2 separate regions of the Homo sapiens genome follow, and region 2 is linked to region 1. A link is a contact called in ENCODE Hi-C or POLR2A ChIA-PET data. All regions are on one chromosome and are shown on one strand. The core of a region is the stretch at or near the end of the contact, and the rest is flanking DNA. Distances in the headings are between cores, read along the strand shown. Region 1 overlaps LINC02541 (long intergenic non-protein coding RNA 2541). Region 2 holds the start of ZUP1 (zinc finger containing ubiquitin peptidase 1).

The links. A loop is a pair of places that touch in the nucleus more often than their neighbours do. ChIA-PET counts read pairs that join two places held with the same protein, here RNA polymerase II (POLR2A). Pooled maps may share reads with other maps.
Region 2: a loop to region 1 is called in a pooled map, with 5 times the contacts of the local background. The contact joins the promoter of ZUP1 here to the enhancer-like site in region 1. A Hi-C loop is called at or near these places in 2 of 37 single-sample maps with no recorded cell type and 2 of 50 pooled maps. POLR2A ChIA-PET finds 5 or more read pairs at or near these places in 1 of 52 experiments (activated B cell).

What each region holds. Positions count from the first base shown.
Region 1 is chr6:113,628,124-113,635,918 of GRCh38, reverse strand. All of the region lies in intron 1 of LINC02541 (long intergenic non-protein coding RNA 2541), which reads left to right. Among named protein-coding and RNA genes, the nearest start is that of LINC02541, 18 kb to the left of the region's middle. RefSeq lists enhancers at 949-998, 3,564-3,613, 4,484-4,623, 4,644-4,943. Within about 2 kb of position 3,523, at least 26 of the 41 ENCODE cell types and tissues checked have a DNase peak (open chromatin) inside an H3K27ac peak, as active enhancers do.
Region 2 is chr6:116,665,167-116,672,961 of GRCh38, reverse strand. It overlaps ZUP1 (zinc finger containing ubiquitin peptidase 1), which reads left to right and starts at 4,196. Exons shown (of 10, transcript NM_145062.3): 1 at 4,196-4,396; 2 at 5,755-6,328. The coding sequence starts at 5,770. RefSeq lists an enhancer at 4,172-4,361 and a silencer at 5,123-5,272.

The DNA of each region.
Region 1 (7,795 bases), core at 2,274-4,773:
GAAAAAGATGCTTATTTTTCTTTTTCCATTCAGATGTTTTGACATCATGTAGACTCTAATGTTTATGTTTTGTTGTCAAGGTGCAATTAGAACCTTCCAAATTACCATCTAAGGTGTTCAAAGTTTTTTATGCTCACATTAGGTTTGACATTACACATTTATTAGTCACTTCAGTGCTGTTATGATTTTTGTATCATACAAAATTTGATGCCAAAGCCTTTATAGCAGATGTGTTCAACAGGAAAAAACTTTACAAGAAATTTTCATCTATGTTAGTCTCCCATAAATGTACTTCTTCTCGGTACACTTAATCTCTGTCTCCTTCAGCCTCTACCATCAAAATACCTCTGGCAAGGTCATCTCTCCTGCCCTGGAGACATTGTGCTACCCTGCTGATTCTGTAAGGAATTTGGTATTACAGTGTCTGGCCCTGTCCTCAGGCTCTCTGGTTACCTCTTCTCTCCAACTTTGGACCTGTCTTAGCATTCCTTAAATCCATCCAGGTATGGTTGGCTCTTCCTTGGTCCCAGCTGACTCAGTCCCAAGATCCTTCCCCAACATTGCCTCTGGCCTCAGAACCAGCATCTTTGCTCTTGCTTTTTTCACTTCCAACCAGGCATTCTTCTTGCATCAGTCTTTGTTTCCAAGAATTTCTCATTTAGTGTTCATTCTCATGTTCTATGGGAAATACACCTGTATCTTCCAAACTTGTTAACTCCATTTGGTTCTCTCCAATTTTGTAAAGACCCATTTTGTCTGAGAAAACCCTACAGCCTCCCTTGTCCCTTAGATATGATTCATCAATGGAATCTCCCTGCTTTTCCTTGTTTAAGTAAGTGCTAGAGTCTAATGTAACCCCACTGGGAATTTTCATAACTTCTTGTCAACTCTGAGGTTTACAAAATTGTTGAGCTCACTTCCTCATTTCAGTGATTGTGGAACTAACCCAACATAGAACCAAAATTTAGGGTGGCTGTCATTAGAATGATTTCTAAACAAAAGTGTGAATGATGTTGCTTGCCTGTCAGATAATTTATTCACTACTTTCCCCCACCCCAGCATTACCCCCTTAGAAATCAATAGGCTTTCTAAACGGGTTTCTCCCTTTCATCCTTCCTTCTCTGCCACACCCCCATCACCAACATTTCAGATCCTCTTAGCACATTTATTAGTCCATGAGGCCTCTTCCTGAAGGTCACACTAAGTGTTAATAGTGGTTTAGTGAGTTTCCCCAACCCACTAGGAATCTTTAGAAAAGCAAACAAATACACTTTTAAATGGGAAGTGAATTGAGTGGGGAGTGTACGCTCTTCAAGTAGGGGAATTTTGTGATTTGGGGCATGTAGGTGTAGAGTGAGTGTGAGAGGTTTAGTGCTTTCCTGTACCCATTTAACACCCGGACCCAGGCCCATATTTCTTTCACTGATTGTGCCAGACGTTTTATGTGTTCTTCCAACAGTACCAGTACTGAGTAATAGTACTCAAGTTTATCTAGAAACTCAAGTTATCACCATGTCCAAGTAAAAGAACCATCATCTCTGTTCAGCCTTGTCTCTCTTCTGTGGAATCTTCCCCATGTTGCATAACTATCTTGGAGGGAGACATGTTCTCTCCCATTTATATAACCTTGTTCTCTTCTAGAGAAACAGCTCTGTGTTAAAGACACTTGAGGGAAAATGGCATTACTGATGAGATGATATTTAGTTGTCCCTTCAGAGCCAAAGGGCAGTGATTCAAAAACATTTAGGGAAATAGAAGTAACTCTTTGTAAGCTAACCAAACAGTGACCTGAACTCTTTTACCTTGTGATTTCTTATGAGTGCTTAGTTTAGTCGCCTGAAGATCAATCTTGAAATTAACAGGCTATTTTGGATTATAACAAGATTATTTAGAGACTCAAACATTCCAGAGTTCCTTTAGTAGATGACTTCTATCATGACAAGCAAGCTAAAAGGTCAGTGGTCCCAAAGTGGGGTGCACATGATCTATTGAGGTACAGAAAAAGAGAATAATAAAAATATATAAATGTATCATTATTAATAAATATAATCTTTAAAAAGATGAATTTTTATGAATGATTTATATTATTCACAATAAATTAATAATGATTATGTCATTCATAAATAAAAACATAGATATATGGTAGTACATGCTTAAATTTTATTTAAACTAGTAAGAAGGTGGGATCAAATACAGTGAAAGTCTAATGGTTAGGTAACACTTTGGCTGTAATACCCTCTTCCCTCTAATCAATGCAGTATAATAAAGACAGGTTCTAATATCTCCTCCTGAAACTGGGAGGAATTTTAAACATTCTCCCTTCTACATCATCAGAACAATATAGTTTTACTTTCACTACCTTTAAAAACATTAAGGAAAGTAGAGAACAATATTCAGATTAGTTATAAGATCAATTTTCCTATCTCCTTCTATAAGTTTCTAGGATTTTGTATATTTGGTGTGTAACATACTAACTATGTTGTATTTTTCTGTGCTTTTAGTCACAAAAAGATCCTTGCTTAAAACAAACATTTTCTAAAGACATCAAAGGCCATGTAGAAAAACATAATATAAAAAGTATTTGCAAGCTGGGTGTGGTAGCTCCCATGTCTGTAATCCTAGCACTTTGGGAGGCAGAGGTGGGAGGATCACTGCTCCTCACCCACCTACAGGTGGCTCCCATGCTTGTAATCCCAACACTTTGGGAGGCAGAGGTGGGAGGATCGCTTGAGCCCAGGAGTTTGAGACCAGCCTGAGTAACATAGTGAGACCCTGACTCAAAAATTAGCTGGGCATGGCGGCTCATGCCTGTAGTGCTAGCTATTTGGTCTTGAACTCCTGGCTTCAAGCAATCCTCCCACCTCAGACTCCCAAAGTGCTGGGATTACAGGCATGAGCCACCACACCTGCCCTATCCTACCTATTTGGGAGGCCAAGGTGGGAGGATTGCTTGAGCCTGAAAGGTCGAGGCTTCAGTGAGCCATTATTGTGCCACTGCACTCTAGCCTGCATGGCAGAGCAAGATCCTGTATCAAAAAAAAAAAAAAAAAAAAAGAATTTACAGTTGTGTGCCATAGCTTATTAGCAACAGTAGAGAAATTATAGCACAATATTTGCTGATACCACAAGGGAACACATATTTGTGGTGTCTATCTTTCATGTGTTTTTATTTTAGGAAATGAATGCTGATGTTAGGCAACTTAATCCCTTCCTTGTGACTTTTGCTCCTATTTCCAAGCTGGGTATCTCTTACACAGGCATTAACAAGTAGGTTGACTGTCGGGACAAGCCCAGGGATGGCATTGTTTCTATTTGCTGATAAATGACTCTGGGGCTGTGAAGACTCAGACCCAAGGAGTGACTCAGAAAGTCAGGGGCCCATGTCATTCTGCTCTGGGTTCAGACGTGCACTGCAGCAGCACCGGGACTTGACAGCCCTACGGCTCGATCAGCTTTCTGTTTTCATTGCCTTACGATGCCATGAGTGGAACTATTGTCAAATCAGAGTTCACTCCCCAGCTTTTCAGTCTTTCCCCTAATTCTTGCTCTATCAGAGGTCGAGGACAACAGTATAATGATTCATAGGTTCTACTTCCTGGCAAGTAATCATTTTCCCACGGTGAGTAATGATTTATGCTGAGAGGGGTAAAGAATTGTGATTTGCTTTTTTCTGTGTGGCCTTTCTGCTGACAGAGGGTTGGCTAGGAATACTTTTTTTTTCCATTTGTAAGGCCATCTAGAAAATGTTTTAAAGCATTTTAATTTTTTAAACATAGGCTCTTTAAATATATATATTATTCATAGAGAACTGGAATAATCCCCTCATATACTTTGTTAAAAAACAAAGACAATTTTGAAATTTCCTTTTTTATGTTGGCATGTGAGGACTCGGTGTGCCTCATAGAAGTCAAGAGCTGTAGAGGCCCACTACAACCCCACTTTTTAGATGGGAACACTGAGACCTGGAGAAGTTACTTGAGTTGTCCATTTCCACAGAACTGGCTAGTGACAGAGACAGATTGAAGCTTAAATTAGCTCATCATAGGCTATGATTTTATCTAACTTTAGGCTTACTTGTACCATGTCATAAGGGGAAATCTAGGTTTAAAGAAGTCCATGACTTTCACAGTGAACCACATGAATTAATGACAGAAGGGCCAAGGCAGAAGCATAGTAATTGGTATCGGATGGACCTTGGCTTGAATCGTGGCCCTGGAACTGGATGATGTTGGCTAATTTACTTAATTTATCTGAGTATGTTTTCTCACTTTACAGATGAGAATGGGGATAATAATGTCAATTTCATATCATCTGATGTAAGAGTAAGAGATAAGGCATGCAAGGCTCCTGACACATGGTAGGCTTTCAATAAACAGAAGCTCTAATTATTTTTTAAAACTAAGCGACACCTGTCCTTGCTCTCTGGGTTTCCTTTTCAAAGCAGCCCTAGTTATACTTCGCACTATCTTAGAACTTTGCTTTGTCAGACTCAACAGTTAGTTTTCTCAAGCCACTACTGAAATTTTTCCCTTAGTACTCTGCATCTGAGTTGTCTCATTTCCTGGAGGCCCTGTCACAGGCCAGTAGGCTGTTACAGAACATGATCTGAAACCTCACTGGCAAGGGAAGTCCCCTTCAAAAGAGGCATTTTTTTCCCCTTCTGGAGTTTCACGCTTCTCTTTCAGATTATGTAGGCAACCCCTCAACCGGAGGACACAGATGAAGGTCCTGCCCCGATTGTCCTGTGGACAGTGTGGGTGCAGTGGGGAGGCTGAGGGTCTGGGCATATTTGCCCCATATGTCGTCACTGCCACCATTTCTGCCTCTGTACCTCCATGTCCTTTCAGCTTCCCCACAAATGGCCTTTGTTTTTTTTTTTCTCTTCCCTTTGGTCTCCCCCTCCCACCTCACCAGGACCAACTCTTGAAACACCCAGTGGGAAATTTAGAGGAGTCTGTGATACGTGGGGGAGTATTGGAGCTTTGCATTTCTGTGTTTTCTTACTTCCTTTAGAGCTCACAGGGATTTCCTAAGCAGTCTCTTCTGTGCCCAGTGGCCAAGACTGGCTCCCTCCCCCTGTGATGGGGAATTGCCACCTAGGTGCAGGTGGTTCTTCTTTTACTTCTTCTTTTCTAAAAAACACAGTTACAAAAATATACACCTTATGTTCAGGTCTTGCAATGAAAAAAATTGCTCTAGTGATTTTTGTAGTATTTTTTCTATAACTGAAATGCTATTTACATATCATGATAAGAGATAGTCCATTTCATTAAATGGGCTCATTCCTTTAATTGAAGTGTGTGTGTGTGTGTGTGTGTGTTTATTGGCATACTTTCTAGATATTTTGTCACCAGGGAATTTCCCACTTGAGTATATGTTGTAACATAAGTGAATAGTCTGCAATATTTTTTTTGAGACAGAGCCTTGCTATGTTGCCTAGGCTGCAATATTTTTTAAACATTAATATTTACATAGAGATTTGTACTAAGTGTTTTGAAAATCCTTTAAATCACATTAAATATCATAAAAGAGATTTTTCATAATTAGAAAATATAGCCTCAATCCCATCCTTTTATTGTAATGATTGGTTTCATTTTCATATATTAACTTTCATTTTTTATTCATGTATTATAGTTTCATTAGGGTAGGGTCTAAAATTTGTGCTATCAAAATGAAACTAGCTATTGCTTCACGTTTACTGCAATAAGCCCACCTGCTTTTCTGATTTTGTGTGCACTGTCCTCTGTGAACTGTAATGGACCAAGTAACTATGAAACCAACATCTTCTTCCCTAGAGGATGGTCCCCTGGGAAGCCCCTGGATCAAGCTCCAATTCTGGCAGCTTCTCTTTCTTTTAAGAACAACAGATAAAGTTCCAGCATGGCTTATTTTATTTATTCCACCAATATGTATTCAGAGTGTACTAAATATTGAATGCTACTATGTTAATTGGGGACACAGGATGTATAATCACTTTGACATATTGAATATGGAGGGAAAACACAGGGAGGAAACTATTTTGGTGCTTTTGTGATTCTGTAAGTGGCTCAGAGTCAATTAGAGGAAAACATGATCTCTGTTTTTGGGTTCTGCAAGGTTGGAAGAAGTGGATGTGGAGATAAAGTAAAATGAGGGGCATGGTAAACTGTGGCCTGGTGGTGGGGTGGAGTTTGTATTTCAGGATACATAAAGTAATGAGCCCTATGATTAATAAAGCTAAGTTGAATACCTAACCCATGGGTTGGATAGCTTAGTATCTGGGACAATAAACTAGGAGTTTTGTTTATTTGTTGGTGAGTGGGGGAGGTGGGTATGGGAGATTTAAACTGAATTAGCAGGATTGAATCTCACTGAAAAGGAGGGAAAGAAAATTCTAACAGATTTCAGGAAGACAGAACTTTATTGCTTATGTAACCAAAAAGTCCCAGGCTGGAATTGACCTCAATTTTAGCTGAAATTAACTCTTTCAACAAAAGTTCTGTAAGTTTGCCTTTTTTCAGCTTTTGACTTAGCTTTCTTCCTTATTCTATTTTAGGCAGCCTTCCTCACATGATGGCAAAGATGGCTATAAACATTTATGGCTTAAATTCTACAAGTTTTGAAGCTTTGTTGGGAAGTATATGTCCTTTTTGCTTTGTTTGGCCCAGCTTGGCCAGTCTCAATCCATATGGTTTGGATGGGGGCTAATCTTGGAGGCAGGTGGTGGGATTGGCCCTTATCCAAACCATATCAATTGAGAATGGCAAATGGTACTTCTTCAAGGGGAAGGAATGTGTTGTGTTATCAGGAGAGGCGTGCTGGGTAGGTGAAAACCAAGAATGACCACAATGCAGATCCCTTTGAGGATCTGTTGAAAGAAATGGACCTTCTCTCTTTAGAAAAGTACTCTTGGCTGGGTGTGGGGGCTCATGCCTATGATCCCAGCACATTGGGAGGCTGAGGCAGGAGGATCACTTGAGCCCAGGAGCTTGAGACAATTCTGGGCAACATAGCAAAACCTGACCTTTATTGAAAAGATTAAAAAAATATATTAGCCAGGTGTGGTGGCACAATCCTATAGTCCTGGCTACTCAGGAGACTAAGATGGGCGCATCTCTTGAGCCCAGGAATTCAAGGCTGTGGTGAACTGTAATCATGCTACTGCACTCCTGTCTGGCCAGCAGAGTGAGACCCTGTCTAAAAAAATAATGATAATTATAAAATAAAACATAAAGCACATATAAACATAACATTATTCTGCTCACAATTTCAGAAGTTCACAGACCTTCTGAAGTTATATATATCCATACCCTAGAGTTCCATAGATTCTAGCTCAAAAACTCTGCTCTGTAGTGTGGAATAATTGTGGATAAGCACTGTGACTTTTTGGTCATAATATCTCCCACACCTAGTGGAAAGACTTACTTGTACATTAAGTGATTACATGAATGAATGAACCAAGTAACATTTTTTTTGTGTGATCTAGTATACTGGTATTATGCTCATGTTTTACATATTTACCTTATTCATTCTTGTAACATTATTTTATGAATAAAGAAACAGAAACTAAGCTAGGGAATAAAGTGAGCTGAAAACCTAGAATTGACAAACCTGGAAAGGAGATGAGAGCAGCTGTGAAGTTCAAGGGCAGAAAGTCTGTAGGAGCAGGGGGTTAGTCCGGGGTGTCAGAGAATGTTGTGGGATTCACTGTTGTGGCTCAGCTGATCCTAGTTCACAGCCACAGCCAAAGAGGCCATCCCCTCCGAGGCCTCAGGCCACTATGTGGCTGCTAACCCCCATGTAGTTCTTGACAGAG
Region 2 (7,795 bases), core at 2,947-5,446, 3.0 Mb before region 1:
TTCTATCTGGAAGGGAAAGAGGAGTCTCATGGCAACCTAGCTGTATTAGAGTTCTTCAGAGAGACATAACCAATACTATATACGAGAGGCAATTTATTAGGGAATTGACACATGATCACAGAGGTGGAAGTCCCACAATAGGCCATCTTGCAAGCTAGAGCACCAGAGAAACTGGTAATGTGGCTCAGTCCCAGCAGCCTCAGAACCAGGGAAGCAGAGGGTTTGGCCCCCACTCTGAGGCTAAAAGCCCAAGAGTTCCTGGGAAGCCACTCGTGCGAATCCCAGTGTCTAAAAGATGAATATGGTGCAATCTGATGTCCAAAAGCAGGAAGGAAAAAGGTGTCTTGTTCCAGAAGGGAGAGAGCAAAGAGAGAGAATTCCCTCTCTTTCCTGTTTGCCCCAGCCTAGCCCTCAGCTGACTGTATGGTGCTTGCCACACTGAGGGTAGGTCTTCCTCTCTCAGTCCACTGACTCACAGGTCAATCTCCTCTGGAAACACCCTCACAGATACAGCTAGAAACAATGCTTCACCAGCCATCTAGGCATCCCTCAATTCAGTCAAGTTGGTAGTGACGGGGTTTCACCATATTGCCCAGGCTGGTCTCAAACTCCTGAGCTCAAGCAATCTGTCTGCCTCGGCTTCCCAAAGTGTAGGATTACAGGTGTGAGCCACCATGCCTGGCCCCATACCTTCCACTTTCTTTGCTTCTTCCCTCATTTGGCGGGAGCTTCCTGGGAAATAATAAGAAATAATGTTTCAGGAGAAATTAACCATCACACTGGTGATGGAGAAAATCTAGAGTTGGAGTTCTAACTGTTCCTTATTCAGACTTTCAGTAAAATGATCCTTTATTTAGTTCCAAATGTCACCATCATTTTTAGAAGTATCTTGTGTTTAATTTCTGGAATTTTCAGATTTCTGGGAAGGAGGAGTGTATTAAGATGGAGTAGGGACCCTACTTAGGGGCCCGTGGGCAACCCCCAAGCATGGAAATAAAGGAAAATATTGAGTTCCTTCAAGGAAAATTCCAGGAACCTAGCTAGCGCTGAGAAATAAATGAGCAATTTGATAAACAAAAAGGTAATAGTAGCTTAAAACATTGGCCCAAAAAAGTCAGGAGATGTTTTATTCCCTATAGAAACTTAAGATAACATTTTAACATATGTCCCTGGGTTGTTTTCCAGAAACCCAGATCCCCCACCAAACAGATCTACTGTCCAACATGATTTGACCCCTGATAATGGGAAACTGAAGACTAAATCCTGATCGCTGTTCTTTGTTCTGAATTTCTTCCTGAGGGGCCTGGAGGAGATCACACCCCTGAGCGAGAGCTAATATTCTTTTCTGCTGATCCCAAATTTTTAGACAAAGCTTTGCCTCCTTAGCAAATCAAACGTCAGAAAATCTTTGAATCCACCTGTAACCTGTGCCCCGAACCACTTCAAGATGTCCAGCCTTTTAAAATCAAACCAACGTATAGCTTCCGTGTATTGATTTATGACGTCGCCTGTAACCTCTGCCTCCTCACCTTTAAAAACTCTTACCTGTAAGCAATGTGGGAGTTCAGGTCTTAAGCATGAGCTACTCAATTCTCCTTCCTTGGTGCCCTACAATAAATGCCTCAACTTTCTCTTGCTGCTATCCCAGTGTCAGTGTTTGGCTGTGCTGTGCTGGGCAAGCAGACCCCAGCTGCTGTGCTGGGCAAGCAGAAACCCATACAAGTCAAGACAGTATGACTTGACTTGGTTTTTGTTGACATCGGTTCTGAGTTAAGTTCGTTATTAATCATTCATCTTTTTTTAGCTTTCAAAGTTTTGTAAAATCTCATTAGCTGTTAGTAGTATTATTTTTATTTTCCTGCTATCATTTTAATAGATTTTGAGAGGCAGAGAAATATAAATTTACATGTTTAATCTTCCATGTTTGTCCACAAATTTCCAGAACGATTTTTTTTTTTGAGACAGGTTCTCATTCTGTCGCCCAGATTGGAGTGCAATGGTGCCATTATGGCTCACTGCAGCCTCAACCTCCTGGGGCTCAGGTGATCCTCCCACCTCAGTCTCCCGAGTAGCTAGAATTACAGGCCACATCACCACGCCCAGCTAATTTTTGTATTTTTTTGGTTGAGACGGGTTTCTCCATGTTGCCCAGGCTGGTCTGGAATTCCTGGGCTCATGCGATCTGCCCGCCTCTGCCTCCCAAAGTGTTGGGATTACAGGCGTGAGCCACCGCGCCTAGCCAATTTTTAAAAACATACTATTTATCATCAGATAACATCACCCTCCTATTTAAATACCTCACTAGTTTTCTACCAGGTCCTACATGATTTGGCCCCTGTCTACAACCCTAACCTCATCTTGTAATCATTTTTCTCCTTACCACATTATGCTCTGGTCAAAAAGTGTTCTTTTTGCTCCAGCCTTAGGCCTTCGTTCTTGTTATTTTATCTGTCTGAAATGCTATTTCCCCTGTTGGTGTAAGGTTTGTTCATCAGCACACTCAACCCTTCATCAAGACCTTTTCTAAACATTCGTATCTCTATAATCCAGTTTTCTTTTCTTTCTTTCTTTCTTTTTTTTTTTTTTTTTTTGAGACTCAGTCTCAAAAATCTATTGCTCTGTCACTCAGGCTGGAGTGTAGTGGCACGATCTCAGCTCGCTGCAACCTACGCCTCCCGGGTTCAAGCAATTCTCCTGCCTCAGCCTCCCGAGTAGCTGGGATTACAGGCACCTGCCACCACGCCCAGCTAATTTTTGTATTTCTAGTAGAGACGGGCTTTCACCATGTTGGCCAGGCTGGTCTTGAACTCCTGACCTCAAATGATCTGCCCGCCTCGGCCTCCCAAAGTGCTGGGATTACATATGTGAGCCACTGAGCCTGGCCAATCCAGTTTTATTTTCTTCATAGCACTTATCATGATCAGTTAATTTACTTTTTATTTCCTCTACCTCACCAGCATGTAAGCCTCAAAAATCCTGAATTTTGTGTATTTTGATTACTGCTGCAGCTCCTGTTGCAAGCAAAACGCCTTTCTAATAGACACTCTTTAAATATTTGTTGAATGAAATAAAGCCTGAATGACAAGATATTTGTGATTTTGGGCTAACATGGTGGCTCACACTTTGGGAGGCCGAGATGGGAGGATCATTTGAGGCCAGGAGTTCGAGGCTGCGGTGAGCTATTTTAGCCACTGTGCTCTGGCCTGGGTGACAGAAAGAGTCCTCCTCTCTAAAAATACATACATACGGCCGGGCACGGTGGCTCACGCTTGTAATCCCAGCACTTTGGGAGGCCGAGGGGGGCGGATCACGAGGTCAGGAGATCGAGACCATCCGGGATAACACGGTGAAACCCCATCTCTACTAAAAATACAAAAAATTAGTCAGACGTGGTGGCGGGCGCCTGTAGTCCCAGCTACTTGGGAGGCTGAGGCAGGAGAATGGCGTGAACCCGGGAGGCGGAGCTTGCAGTGAGCAGAGATGGCACCACTGCACTCCAGCCTGGGCGACAGAGCAAGACTCCGTCTCAAAAAATATATATATATACATACATACATACATACAAACCAAGATATTTGTTATCTTGTAACCTTGAGGAAAGAACCTGGTATCCTTTACCTTCGGTGCATAGCTGGGAGCTTGATACCTAGCAGCATTATAAACCCTTTATTGATACTAAAATAGAGTGCTACTCAGCAGGCCCTAGTGTAGACTGCTATTTGCCCCAGGACCTGCCCTGTGAACTCATTCAGATTAAGTATGAATGACCTCAGAGCCCGGTTTTCTCTCCTAGCAATTGAGTGGCAGGAAACTCGATGGGAGAAGGAAAAACTCGGAAATGGGAGGAATGCAAAAATGACTACATCTCTCAGGAGATCGAGACCATCCTGGCTAACACGGTGAAACCCCGTCTCTACTAAAAATACAAAAAATTAGCCAGGCATGGTGGCGGGCGCCTGTAGTCCCAGCTACTCGGGAGGCTGAGGCAGGAGAATGGCGTGAACCCGGGAGGCGGAGCTTGCAGTGAGCCGAGATCGCGCACTGCCCTCCAGCCTGGGCAGCAGAGCGAGACTCCGTCTCAAAAAAAAAAAAAAAAAAAAAAGACTACATCTCCCAGAATGCACTGCATAGAGACCGGCGTGGAGCGGCGCATTCTGGGATTACTTCTTTTCCGTGGGAGTAAGGAAGTGCTTTTGAATGAGGTACTGAGGGCCAAGGTGTTGGAAGTTCCTAATTCTTTCCTCGGTTAACTGTGAAACTCTGCGTATTGGGAAGGCCTGGCCTCAGTCATCAGGCCAGGAGAGGTACTGGACGCCGCGCACGCACTCGTCTGCCAGCGAGGCCCAAAGGGGAAGCCTAGCGGAGCTCAGTGTGGCAGCTGCTGGCCTCTGGGCCGGTAAGAATTGATGGTCCCCTCCCTTATTCCCCAGGCCCAAAGCTTTGACCCAGTTAGTGCCTGCTAGTTTCGTGTGCCTGGCTTGTGCCTTTGGCGCGGAACGTTTGGGAGACTCGGCCTTGCGGTCTTCTGACCTCACCCACCACGTACCTAGCTTGGCACTGGGTCCTTCATGCCTCTCACTCGCTTCCTCTGAGGCACCTGGGTACTCTCTTGTCTCTTACCCGCTTAATCTGAGTCCATGTCCAAGTTCATCATTCTGTGTCTGACCGTGTCCCAGCCACCGGAAGAGAAGAAACTCCGGGTGTGACATTAATCCCACTGGGGGCTCGGGAGAACTGCCTTCTAAAATCAGAGACTGTATCCATTTGTCTGGAGAGAAATGAAAAAAATAAGGACAATGTAGGGAGGTATTTTAAAGGTAAATTTATTTAAATGAAGTGATAGTGTCATTACTTTTCCTGTTTGATTTTAAATAGTCTTTAGCTGAACGATGACCTGTAGTAGGAAGGTGGTGGCGAAGTGATTGCTTTTTTTAAAATTATTTTTTTAACACTTTTATGTCAGTAGTCAGTACTTTATTTGTCCATAAAATCCAAAAATAACTACCTTTGGATTTTACAGTAGTCTTTGACTGAACCTCAGAGAGATGAGATTCCTTACCCAAAATGATGAATCTGAAATTATTACCCAGTTCTCTTGACTCTGGAATAAGTGCTTTTTTCTACTATACCACTTCTGCTTTTATTCTTGGGGCTGAGAGTACAGGCTGTGGAGCACGACGGGGTTGGCATTTTGGCTTCCACCTTTTTCTGCTTGTGGTGACCTGTCTGAGCCAGAATTTCTTTATGTGTAGAGCGATAATAATAGTACTTAAATTACAATAATAGCACTTAAATAGCACTTGATACATGTAAGACTCTAAGTTTACAGTGTTAAACTCTACTTGTAAGATGTGTTTATTTACCTCCTCAATATAATCAGCTTCAGTATTCAGTATTTAGATATATCAGTTGATAAATAGGTTTCTTCTCTTCATTTTTTTCTTACCTGATTTATCTTACCTGGACAATTTTTTAAACGTTATTTTTTCTCCACCTTGGGCCAGAGACATTTTTTGAAATATTTTATTTTTAAAATTACTTGTATTCATTATTATTGCCTTTTTTTAAAAAAAAATAAATGAAATTTTGGTTGATATTTATAAATAAGTTTTTGTATTTGAGGAACAGTAAGTACATTGAAAACTTCTTCATCAAAATAATCCAGCGTTAAAGACCAAGTAATTGTCTCAAATCATTTTATGAAACACATTTTTTCTTCAAATCTTTGAAACCTAATGTTATGTTCTTTTCTAGCTACTTGTCAATACCATGCTTTCCTGTAATATTTGTGGTGAAACAGTAACCTCAGAACCAGACATGAAAGCTCACCTAATTGTTCACATGGAAAGTGAAATTATATGTCCATTTTGCAAGTTGTCAGGTGTGAATTATGATGAAATGTGTTTTCATATCGAAACAGCTCATTTTGAGCAGAATACACTTGAAAGAAACTTTGAGAGGATAAATACAGTACAATATGGAACTTCAGATAACAAGAAAGACAACACCCTACAGTGTGGAATGGAAGTTAATTCAAGTATTCTTTCAGGTTGTGCATCTAATCATCCAAAAAATTCAGCTCAAAACCTGACTAAAGATAGTACTTTAAAACATGAAGGCTTCTATTCAGAGAACTTAACTGAATCTAGAAAATTCCTGAAAAGTAGGGAAAAACAGTCCAGCCTGACCGAAATAAAAGGATCTGTTTATGAAACAACATACAGTCCTCCTGAATGTCCATTCTGTGGAAAAATAGAGGAGCACAGTGAAGATATGGAAACTCATGTGAAAACAAAGCATGCCAATCTTTTAGACATTCCATTGGAAGGTAAAGTTTTCATTTCATTATAAATTATAAGTTTACAGCCTCAATTTAATATGTGGTATTTTAAAAGTTGGTTTGTAAGTCAGCTTACTACAGATGTGTTTTGAAATCCATTTTATGTCTATAACATTTTTCATTTGCTGTTACTGAAATATAAAAGTACATTATGGAAAAGAATTTTAATGCAGATATAAAATGTTTCAGCTACATTGAGAGTAGTTTTGGAACTTTCTGTCTAGTTTCCAGAGGGTATTCTTTTTATTGTCACTAACCCAGTAGCATCTGGACTGTCCTGGACTCTCTGACTTTGCATTGAGTTCTATTTTGACTCCATTATTCTGTTATGATTGGAGAACAAACTCTCTGTGATATCAGTTCTTTTAAATTTGTTGAGGCCTGTTTTATGGCTCAAGACACGAGCTATCTTGGTCATGTTCTGTGGATACTTGGGAAAAAAAAGTGTATTCTGCTTTGTTGGGTGGAATGTTATATGTATGTCACTAGATCCTGTTGTTTATGTTCAGATTATTTATATCCTTGCTTGTTTTCTATAGTAGTACTGTCTAGTAGTTCTATCAATTTTTGAGAAGGGGTTGTTGAAATCCCTGATTATAATTGTAAATTTATCTATTTTTCCTTTCAGCTCTGTCAGGTTTTGTTTCATGTATTTTGAGACTCTATTGTTGGTGTGTACACATTTAGGATCTTATGTCTTTTTCTTATTGTTGAACTTTAAGAATTTGTGGAGCCAGGTGTTGTGGCTCATGCCTGTAATCCCAGCAAGTTGAGAGTCCGAGGTGGGCAGATCCCTTGAGTCCAGGAGTTCGAGACGATCCTGGGCAATGTGGCAAAAGCTCGTCTCTTCAAAAAAAAAAAAAAAAACCAAAAAACTAGCCAGGCCTAGTGGCTTGCGTCTGTAGCCCCAGCTATTTGGGAGGCTGAAATAGGAGGATCACCTGAGCCTGGGAAGTGGACGCTGCAGTGAGCCATGATCACACTACTGCACTCCGCACTCCACTCTGGGTGACTGAATAAGACCCTGTCTCCAAAAAAAAAAAAAAAAAAAAGAAAAATTTTTCTGTATTTTGGATACAAGTTCTTTTTTGGATGTGTATTTTGCAGATATTTTCTCTTAGTCTGTGGCTTGTCTTTTTATTCTTTTAACAGTGTCTTTCATGAAGTAGAAGTTTTTAATTTTAATGAAGTGCAACTTGACAATTTCTTCTTTCATGGATCATGCTTTTGGTGTGTCTAAAAACTCTTTGCCAACTTCTAGAAGTTTGATAGTTTTGTATTTTACATTTAGATCTGTGATACATTTGAATTACTCTATGTAAAAGGTATGAAGTCAGTGTCTACATTCTTTTTTAATGCATTTCTCTGATTATGAAATCAATCTTTTTTTGTATAGTTATTTTAATTTCCTCTATTATGAACTGCATATTACATTTTTTGTACACTTGAGTTACA